Regions from separate parts of the Mus musculus genome. Here region 2 is linked to region 1. A link is a contact called in ENCODE Hi-C data. All regions are on one chromosome and are shown on one strand. The core of a region is the stretch at or near the end of the contact, and the rest is flanking DNA. Distances in the headings are between cores, read along the strand shown. Region 1 holds the start of Mtrf1l (mitochondrial translational release factor 1-like). Region 2 holds the start of Ipcef1 (interaction protein for cytohesin exchange factors 1).

The links. Hi-C counts contacts between places; a loop is a spot of excess contacts on that map.
Region 2: a loop to region 1 is called in a map of T-helper 17 cell, with 2.8 times the contacts of the local background. The contact joins the promoter of Ipcef1 here to the promoter of Mtrf1l in region 1. A Hi-C loop is called at or near these places in 2 of 37 maps with a recorded cell type or tissue (T-helper 17 cell and v-Abl transformed pro-B cells).

The regions. Positions count from the first base shown.
Region 1 is chr10:5,820,541-5,825,221 of GRCm38, forward strand. It overlaps Mtrf1l (mitochondrial translational release factor 1-like), which reads right to left and starts at 3,403. Exons shown (of 7, transcript NM_175374.3): 1 at 2,986-3,403. The coding sequence starts at 3,223.
Region 2 is chr10:6,978,142-6,982,956 of GRCm38, forward strand. Ipcef1 (interaction protein for cytohesin exchange factors 1) reads right to left here and starts at 2,324. Exons shown (of 9, transcript NM_001170800.1): 1 at 2,106-2,324; 2 at 1,373-1,542. The coding sequence starts at 1,531. It also overlaps a transcript of Oprm1 not described here.

The DNA of each region.
Region 1 (4,681 bases), core at 2,153-4,652:
ATCAGCACCAGGCATGTATGCTGTGCATACACGCAGGGAAAGTACTCCTAAGTATAAAATTAGATTTCAAAAATGTTTACTGGTTGTACTTGCTATGTATGGGTATTTACCTGCATGTATAAGTGTGTAGCACATGTATTTATGCCCTCAGAAGCCAGAATGGGGTGCTGGATCACCTATGACTGAGTTACAGTTGTGAGCTGCTACCTGGGTGCTGGGCAGAAAACCTGGGTCCTCTCCAAGAGTGCTCTTCACAGTTGCACTGTCTCCCCAGCCCCAGGAAACAGACAGTTTACCAAGTTAGGTTTTACATCAGCAAATGGATGCAGTTAACTAGTTATCTAGTTACAATGCCCAGGCAGGGGCACAGACGGTTTACACGGTTAAGCAAAATTGAAACCTACAGTTGAAGGTTAGTCTTAGTGAATGTTTCCTTAGGATAAAGTATCCAATCCAAAACATTCACTGGAGTCTGCCCAATGCTTACATAAATATTCCTTTCACCTCTCTCTTTTTTTTAAAGGTTTACTAATTTTATATAAATACACTGTAGCTGTCTTCAGACACACCAGAAGAGGGCATCGGATTCCATTACAGACGGTTGGGAGCCACCATGTGGTTGCTGTTCTAGTCAGTGCTCTGGTTTTATGATTATTTTATCTTTGAGTTTTCCCTTTCTCGTTTTTTCTCTATGGACATTTGCAGCCTAGGATAGAAGGTGATTGCATGCTGTTTTTGCTCTGAAACATCAAATGTACACAGAGCTTAAATGTGTGTGCTTATCTATTAAACCTCACGTCAATGGGAGGTGGGACAGTGTGCATGCACACAGGACCTCTCTTTGAGCAACATTTTACAGCTCTAAGCTCAATGGCTGCCCTGCTCCAGAGGGTTCTGTTCTCTCTGATTCTTTAGGTAATGGCTGTTGTCATCAATTCTCCACCCCAAATAAAACACTAACTTGATAACTAGAAGTTATGTTTAGATTTCCAGATTACAATAATCAGACTTCTAGTTAAAATTCTCATTGGTAAAATTGCCAAATTTAAATACGTTTTCCAGTATAAACTGAAAGAGTGAGCTTAGCCTTTCTAAGTATTGGCGCACTCTTGTTTCTTGCAACTGGTTTCTACAGGTTCATTTAGGTAATTCAGCCCTATTCCCACGGGTCTGCCAGTTCTTTCTGGAACTCATGGTTCTCTTCTCCCCTTCCCCCAGATATACTGCACTATGTACTCCTGCCTTGTTACTGTCTCTACATAGTTCCATCTGTAAGTACCTACTCTGATCTCTCTGACCATGCAGGCACAAGAGCTTTCTTCTATGTCAACAGTGAGCTTTCTCTTAACTAATGCCCTAGGTCTATAGAAACAATGCTAATCCTTCGTCTATCAGGTTGCCGTGGTTTGAATAGGAATGACTCCTATAGACGTGTGTGTGTGTGTGTGTGTGTGTGTGTGTGTGTGTGTGTGTATGCTTGGTCCATAGTAAGTGGAACTTTTGGGAGGTGTGGCCTTGGAAGAAGTAGGTCTCGGTGGGGGTGGTGGGCTTTGAGGTCTCAGATACTAAAACTATGCCCATGTGACACTCAGTCTCCTTCTGCTGCCTGTGAATCAGCTCCGTCTCCAGCACTGAGTCTGATGCATGCTGCCATGCTTCGCTTCTCCCCTTGAGGAGAATGGACTAAACCTCGGAATGTTTTCCTTGCTAACACAATGTTTCTCTTCTGTCACCATCTCCCATACCTATTCTACACTTCCACCATACAGGACTTCTCAAGCTGTACCTTCATCCATGTTGGTCACTTCTGCCTCCTAGCCCTTTCTCCGATCCCACCTAACCACCTCTTCCTTGACTTTAGCGATCCATTGTAAAGCTACTTTCTGCTTTTCAGCACTGCTTTTTATATTGAAATTAAAAGTCCTTACTCCTTATCTGTTTCCATTTTCGTGCATATGAGAGTACTCAAGCTTGCAGATGTGTGAGCACTCGTGAACGTGGAGCCAAGAGGTTGATCTCAGTAACCAACCTCAATCCCTCTTCCCACTTTCTTCGAGGCAGGGTCTCTGAATCAAGCCTTAAGTTCCCAAGTGTGTTCTACTCGGCAGACGTCTCTGGAGGCTTTAGGAACGCAGACACTTTGGAATCTCGAGGGAAACATGAATTTCCAGGTCTCGAGTTCTAACCATACAGTGCATCGCTCCTCTTGCACTGCAGTGTGCCAATGCCATACACTCACCTGCGGCTTTAGTTCCTCTGCTGGGACTAGCGAGTCTTTCCTGTGCAGCTGAGCTGCCAGTGTGAGACCCCAACTTACAGAGCATTTCTCCCTGGAAGGTAAAGAAAGCCCCTGGACGTTCCCCAAGCTTGCTTTCCCTGATCTCTAAAAATACAGCCAGAAAGAAGCTCTTTGTTCTCTATAGCCAGCAAAAAGCCTTTTTGTTTCTATACTTTACAACCAGAGATGCCTGCCTTCCTGTGCTGAGGACACGGAGATAAAAATTCAGAAAGAACTCACTACCCACTCCTGCCTTGTAAATTTCACCAAGGACACAGAAAAGAGAAGAACTCTCTTCCCAACTCCTCCCAACTCTTCCCAACTCTCCTCCCAACTCCTCCCAATTCCTCAGCTAGCTGTTAAAAGCCCCCTACTGCCACTGCTTGGGGTCGAACTCCCCTGCCCGGCACCGTCCTCAGCTAGCTGATAATAAAACCTCTTGCAGTTTGCATCAGGTGTGGTTTTCTCTCGGGTCACTGGGGTGCTGGCCAGCTCATCCCGGGACTTGAGCGGAGGCCTAGCTTCGGGGGTCTTACACCAGGAGGGGAGAGGAAGCAACCGAGAACCTTAGTGACTTCAGAGGACTAACTTGGCAGAGCACCTTGTCCAGGGACTGCTCTAGAGAGCCCAATGGAGGATTGTCAGAACCCTAGTGACAAGATCTGGAACGCAGATGGCTTCCGAACCCACTAGAGCGGGTGGCTTACCGTGCAGCAATGACTCCGTGTCCCGCAGCTCCCGCTCCTTCTCGCTCAGCAGTCGGGCGGCCGCGGCCAGCTGGGGGTACCCAGCGTCCAGACCACCGGCCTCCGAGCCCACGCGGCGCTCCAGGAAGGCCCGCAGGGGCCCGCCGCGGGCGAGGAGCTCCTCGGAAGGCGGCGGCGTGCGGCTGAAGGCGCGGCGGGCCCACAGGCGCCGGGCACCGCTCAGAAACCCGCTCCGCATCCTGGCTGGGCCGCCCACCTAGCAGAAAATATACAAACACTCTAGGAAGGTCTCCGATCCAGAAATGTTCTGCCGGAAATGTTACGAGAACTTCCGGCAAAGCGTAGTACAGCCTGGAGGTCCTCTAAAGTCAAAAGGCAAGCGGGCAGGGAGGTCTGGACGCGTTTGCCCCGCCTCCAACCCGAGCGCCGAAGTCTCCGCCCTACCCCAGGGGAGGGGCTCCGGATTCTCAGCTCCTCCTCCAAATGGGACAGGTCTGGGGCCTCAGCCCGCCCCCCTCAGGGCGGAGCTCCACCGTCTCAGCCCCGCCTCCACGGGGGCGTGGAAACCACCCACGCCTGACTCCCACTTCTAGTGGGCGAGCTCTGCTGCCTAGGCGTGACCTTGAGATAGCGAGTGCCTCCAATGCCTCAGCCCCGCCTTGAGACAGAACTTCACCTCCTCAGACCGGCCTCTAGGGAAGAGCTCCAATGCCTCAGCTCCGCTTCCTCGGCCCCGCCCTCCAAAGGAAACTCCAAAAGCGCGGCTCCGCCTCCTCAGCCCTGTTCTCTAGGGAAGGAGCTTTAACGCCTCAGTCCCGCCTTCTCGGGTCGGCTCCTGGAGGAAGCGCTTCCTCCGCCTCGTCTCTCAGGGTGGAGCTCCACCTAGTTCCGCCTACAGGCTGAACTCAGAAGCCTCACCTCCAGACCAACTCTGAAGCCTCGACTCCGCCCTCAGGCCGAGTTTGGCTGCTCCCCAAGACCTGTTCCCCAGCGAGCCAGGCTGGAGTGAACAGCAGGTGTCTGCAGTCTGAAGGTGAAGGTTTGCTTCTCAAGGCTGTGAGACTTAAGGATAGTCAAGCGACCAGCAGGCACAGAGTCCACAGCCACAGAAGTCATCTATCTCCAGTCTCTAAGGCTTAATTATAGGGTGGTCATCTGACATAGGTTCCTTTCAAGGACAGGCATATCCTACTAAACCTCCCAGGGACGCTACAAAATCTGTTTTCCTATCGTCACCCACCACACCAAGCACTAGGTTTCTCCGTTTCCTGCCTCACATTCTGATTCACTCAATCCGACTCTCCATTGCTCTCTCACTTTCTTGCTGTTGCTCCCTCCTCCTCCATATCCAAGTTAAAACTAACAAACTACAACACAATGAAGCATTTTAAAACTTTCCTCATTCTGCTCTGAAGTTGTAACTCTCGGGGAGTACTTGCTTACCTTGCTCAAGGCTGTCTGCAGCCCTGCAATTAAAAAAAGAAAGAGAGAAAAATCAAAGGCCTCCCTCTAGTGGACATCCACCCTCCTGACTACTAACTTATGTATTTGCAATTCAAAAGACTTAACCACTGCCTACCAGAGAAGTGGGTAACAGGATGTGAATAAACCAGACAAGCCACTCCTGAGGATGCAGAATTTGAAGCTTAGTCTACTTGCGAATTCTACTGGATTACTAGCTGTTTTTTGGACCATG
Region 2 (4,815 bases), core at 1,074-3,573, 1.2 Mb after region 1:
GAAATCCCCCAGTGCTATGTATAGGGTAACTGAGATCAGCTTGTCTTAAGGAGCATCTAGGTGACAGTCACTCCATGATAACTACCCAAAATGCCATAGCTTAGAATAATAGGAAATAGAAGCTGGAGAGATGACTCAGTAGATAAAAATGCTTGTGGCCAAGGTAGACCACTTGAGTTAAATCCCAGGGACCTATGCTATAGAAACAATTCCTTATTGTAAGTTGTCCTGTGACTTCCACACATGAGTGATGACACACATATACCCAAACACACACACACACACACACACACACACACACACACATACAATCAATCAATAATAAATAAATAAATAAATAAATAAATAATTCAAAAATTAAAAATAAAATAATAGAAAACATAAAATATTTATGTTAACCTTAATTTCACTTAAGAAGGAAGTTGTATTTGTTTGGAAATCTACCCAGTCCTGGGTTGGCTTCATTTAGCACTGGTCCCTTAAATGGTTTAACAGAGCGTCTCTATGGGTATTTCTTCTACAACAAAGGGACCCCAGTTCTCTCAAGATCTGCAATGGATTCCCATTCACCAGAGTCAGTGACAGATCCACCAGCAAAGCTCTTCCACAACACTAACATTCCTCTCAGAATGTCTCTAGAGGCAAAGGACAATACAATAACTTCATTTCCAGCTCTTTTTCTACAGCCAAACCATGAAGCTCACCCCAGTAGCGTGTGCCCATCAAAGGATAAATTCAGCAACTATCTCAGTGAATGTTGCCCTCTACAATGCTTGGACACCAATGTCACCATGGAACAATGTCACCAGTCCCTCCACAAGGCTGGCATACAGGTTAGCCATCCCAAACCAACCCATCTCAGGAGAAGAGAAGGTAGTGGATAAAGGATGGAGATCACTCCCTGAACTGATGGATTAATATCCTCAATAGAGGGCAAAGCTGAGTCCCTTTTTAATAGACCTTAGCAATGCAACCTCCCCCACCACCACCACACACACACACACACACACACACACACACACACACACACACACACACACACACACAAATGATATCCAGACAGATCCTGAAACTATTAGGATCTCACAAAATAATAAAATCAGGGGAACCCGAGGGCTCTTTCCTTAAGCAAGGATATATTTAGGGCCCCTTTTCTTCCTCTCCAATCAGAATAATGAAGCCAGATGGCTTCTCCCGAACAGCACAGCTCATTAACCTACATGGTTCCTGGGGCAGAAATGAGTCCCCTAACAAATCTGCTAGCTTGCTCTGTTCCAACTCGCAGAGAATCCCTTCCGCATGGGCATCCTCCGGCCAGCACTCTGGAAGCCACGCTTTGGTAAAGGGGCTAGGGCAGGAGGAGGTCACTCACCATTTGATTGCTATACCAATACAGCGATGAGCCCTTCAGCACCACCCAGAACTTTTTCCATTTGTTGCTTAGAAAAGTTCCCTTTTCCTTTTTCTTGTACAGCCAACCCTGGCAGTCAGCGTGGCCCAGATCTTTACAGGATATCCTTCTCCGACTCATGTTGAAAAACCCTGCAAGAGTTGCATGGACAGGTGAGTGTGACCCGGACTCAGGTGACAAAATAAAAGGCAAGGTTTAGCTTTTTGCACGGCGAGGATTAGACGTTTTCATTCATGCAAAGTGAATATTTTTTTAAAAATCATGTATCTGTTCTATTTTTAAACCTCCATTCCGTGCCTAGAAAACCCGGGCAAAGACACTTATATGCAAGTATGGGTCTAAGAACCTGAGTTAAAGAGAGTAAGTTGAAAACGTTAGACTCAGGGGCTGGAAGCCACATTGTGGTAGACACGCCGGTTCTTCCCACAATAACAGAGGCAGTTATGCAATAGGAACGGAAGGGTTAAAGCCCACCTAGGAACACGGTGACTTCCCGGACTCAGTGCCAGCTTCTCAAAAAAAAAAAAAAAAAAAATTAATCTGGCACCCATCTCCTGATATTAAGATTCAGACAGTCAAGAATCTGATCCCCCCACCCCAACCCACCCCAAGGAGGCATCCAGGAGAGAGAGAGAGAAAAAAAATCACACTAACGGACAAGAAAGGAATAAAGGAACAAAAGGAATCGAATTACCTTGAGTTTTCTTCCTGGGCTTCTGACGCAAGGGAACCTGCTGGAAATGCAGGAAGGAAAGAAAAGAGAAAATTTCTGATTGTGTTGTAACATTTGTAAAGAGAGAGGGAGGGAGGGGGTGGCAGTGTTTATGAGCGGGGTGGATTCTAAAAAAGAAAAAAAGCCTCTCCAAGCAGAGCTCAAGGGAAGCTACCAGCTGAGGCACAAAATGTGCTAATTAGAATCGATATACATTGAGCCGAACCTGGGAAAAAGAGTAACAGGCATGTATGCACCGCTTCCTGTTTCCTCCCACAAGCAGCTCTTGCTACTGCTTAGGTTAGCATGGCACAGGCTTTGTTGAAGTTTGAAAACATCATGAAATACATTTCAAGAAACAATTATCTTTTCTTTCTCCCCTTAGTTTCTAAATCATATCAACTATTTTAAGTAAAACTGGAGAATAATTGTTTCCATCTCAAGCTATTAAATGCTCACATCACACTAACTTCGTGGTCTTGCTAATATGCAGGAAAAATTATTTATCTCTTCTTGGACTCTTCAGAGACTCTAAAGCCCCTCGATTGAGAATTTCTTATTTGCAGCCTAATATACATATCTCATTCTATCTTTATCTCTGAATATTTCTCACATGTCTTATAGAAGATAAATATTCAAATATTCAAATCAGACATGAGGATTTATACAAAATACACACATTTCTCACAGCACATTTTCATCAAGTCATATGAAATCAGATTCCAAAAAACACTGGGAATCCCAAAGGAAAAAATATGCTTGCAAATGCCTCTCCTGCTGTGTCTGTCTGTCTGTCTGTGTACATGTATGTATACAAACATTAGACAGAATTTTAGCTTTAGAAAACTTCATTTTTCTTCCACGGCATCTATGCTAAAATCCTTCAGGTTTAAATAGATTTCATTTATGTTAACAAGCAGAGATTTTTTTTTAATTTTTAAGCATTCAATTAAAATGTTCTAAAAGTTGGTAGGTAACTTCATGAAATGTATGGTTCTCTGGCTGCATCTGGCTAGAAGTCCACATATCTAACTACTGATGGATGGCAGCTGTGGCTCTGCCATATGTTTACAAGGGAATAGAACCTATACTGAAAATAGGAATTTTTTTAAAGCAACAGGCCAAGATTTAACAAGGAAAATTCACTCAATATTACCCAAGGAAAAGTCACTCTAAGCCCATAAATATGTATGTATGTATGTAAGTATGTATGCATGTGTGTATATATGTATGTAAGTTTGTATGTGTGTATATGTATGTAAGTACGTATGTGTGTATGTATGTATGCATGTATGTAAGTGTGTATGTATGTATGTAAGTTTGTATGTATGTAAGTATGTATGTATGCATGTATTTAAGTGTGTATGTATTTATGTAAGTTTGTATGTGTGTGTATGTATGTATGTATGTAAGTATGTATGTGTGTATGTATGTATGCATGTATGTAAGTGTGTATTATGTATGTAAGCATGTATGTATGTATGTATGTGTGTATGTATGTATGATTTCTAATCCCATAAGTCTCAAGCATATCTGCCAAGATTTATTTGTGAAAATATTCTGATAACTAAAAATCCTGTTCCTGTAAATAACCACATATCAATGCATCATGGAGTGTACAAAGATAAGCAAACACTTAATAAGCAAAACCCATCATCTTAGAGTAAGGATGACTCCCATTTCCCTCAGCAGGGAGGTTGGAGTTGAGGTTAAATTGTTTTTCTTCATGGATACAAGACCAGGGAAACCCTGAGTTGGCTTTGTTTTGTTTTGTTTTAGAAACATCCTTTCTTCCCTTGGATCATTGATTGATCTCTTTGAGGGCAATTTTTAAACAGATTCAACATGTGTCAGTCATGGCCTGCTAATCAAGTCTAAACACACTGTCCTGTTAAGGAGCTCCATCTATCTTTCCTTCCCCGAATATTTCCCACACTACCAACTTCTTGGTCTACGATTCTCTACTATTCCTTAGTCTCTGGGCTAATTTTTTATTTTTTATTTATTTTTTTTTTATTTTTACACCACTATCCTGAGATCAAGAAACCCAATTAGTACCTACTGGTCACACAATATTGTCCAAATTGAGTGCTGGGGCTGATGACACAGGTAATAAATGAACTTCCTTGTAGGTAAGACTTGGGGACTCTGGGATCCTAAAAGGCAAGCAAAGTAACTAAGAACCAGGGTTGTGGGAAAAAGCAGAGATGGCCAAGTTGATTCCTAGAAGGCTGGAAGCCCAGGTAAACAAGATGAAACTACATTGTTTCAAACAGCAACAGCAGCTTTTAAAAAGAACCCCCAAGTAGGACACAATGCCTGGGGAACAGCTTTGAAGTCTGGAAGGAAAGAACAGAAGAGGTTTTGTATTCTTTGGCTCCTGGTGCATGGAACAGGGACCTGAGTCTCCATTGTGTGATGGCTCCCAGGGACACTGCTGGCTCTTCAGCTCCACCATCAAGCCTAAGGTGGTTTCCAGAGAAATCCAAGTCAAAACTGTGCGTCTTCATGTCTCCTATTATCAGTCCCAGGTCTACAGCTAGATTCTTGCACTGAGTCTGGGTTGAGAGTTGGACATCCACATCAGGTCAACAGTCCCCTGAGCAGTGTTCCATCACTTCCAGCAAGCTCCTTGCCATCCAACCCTGCCCTGACAGCCCTTCCTCACGGCAAAGCTGCTAACTGAAATAAC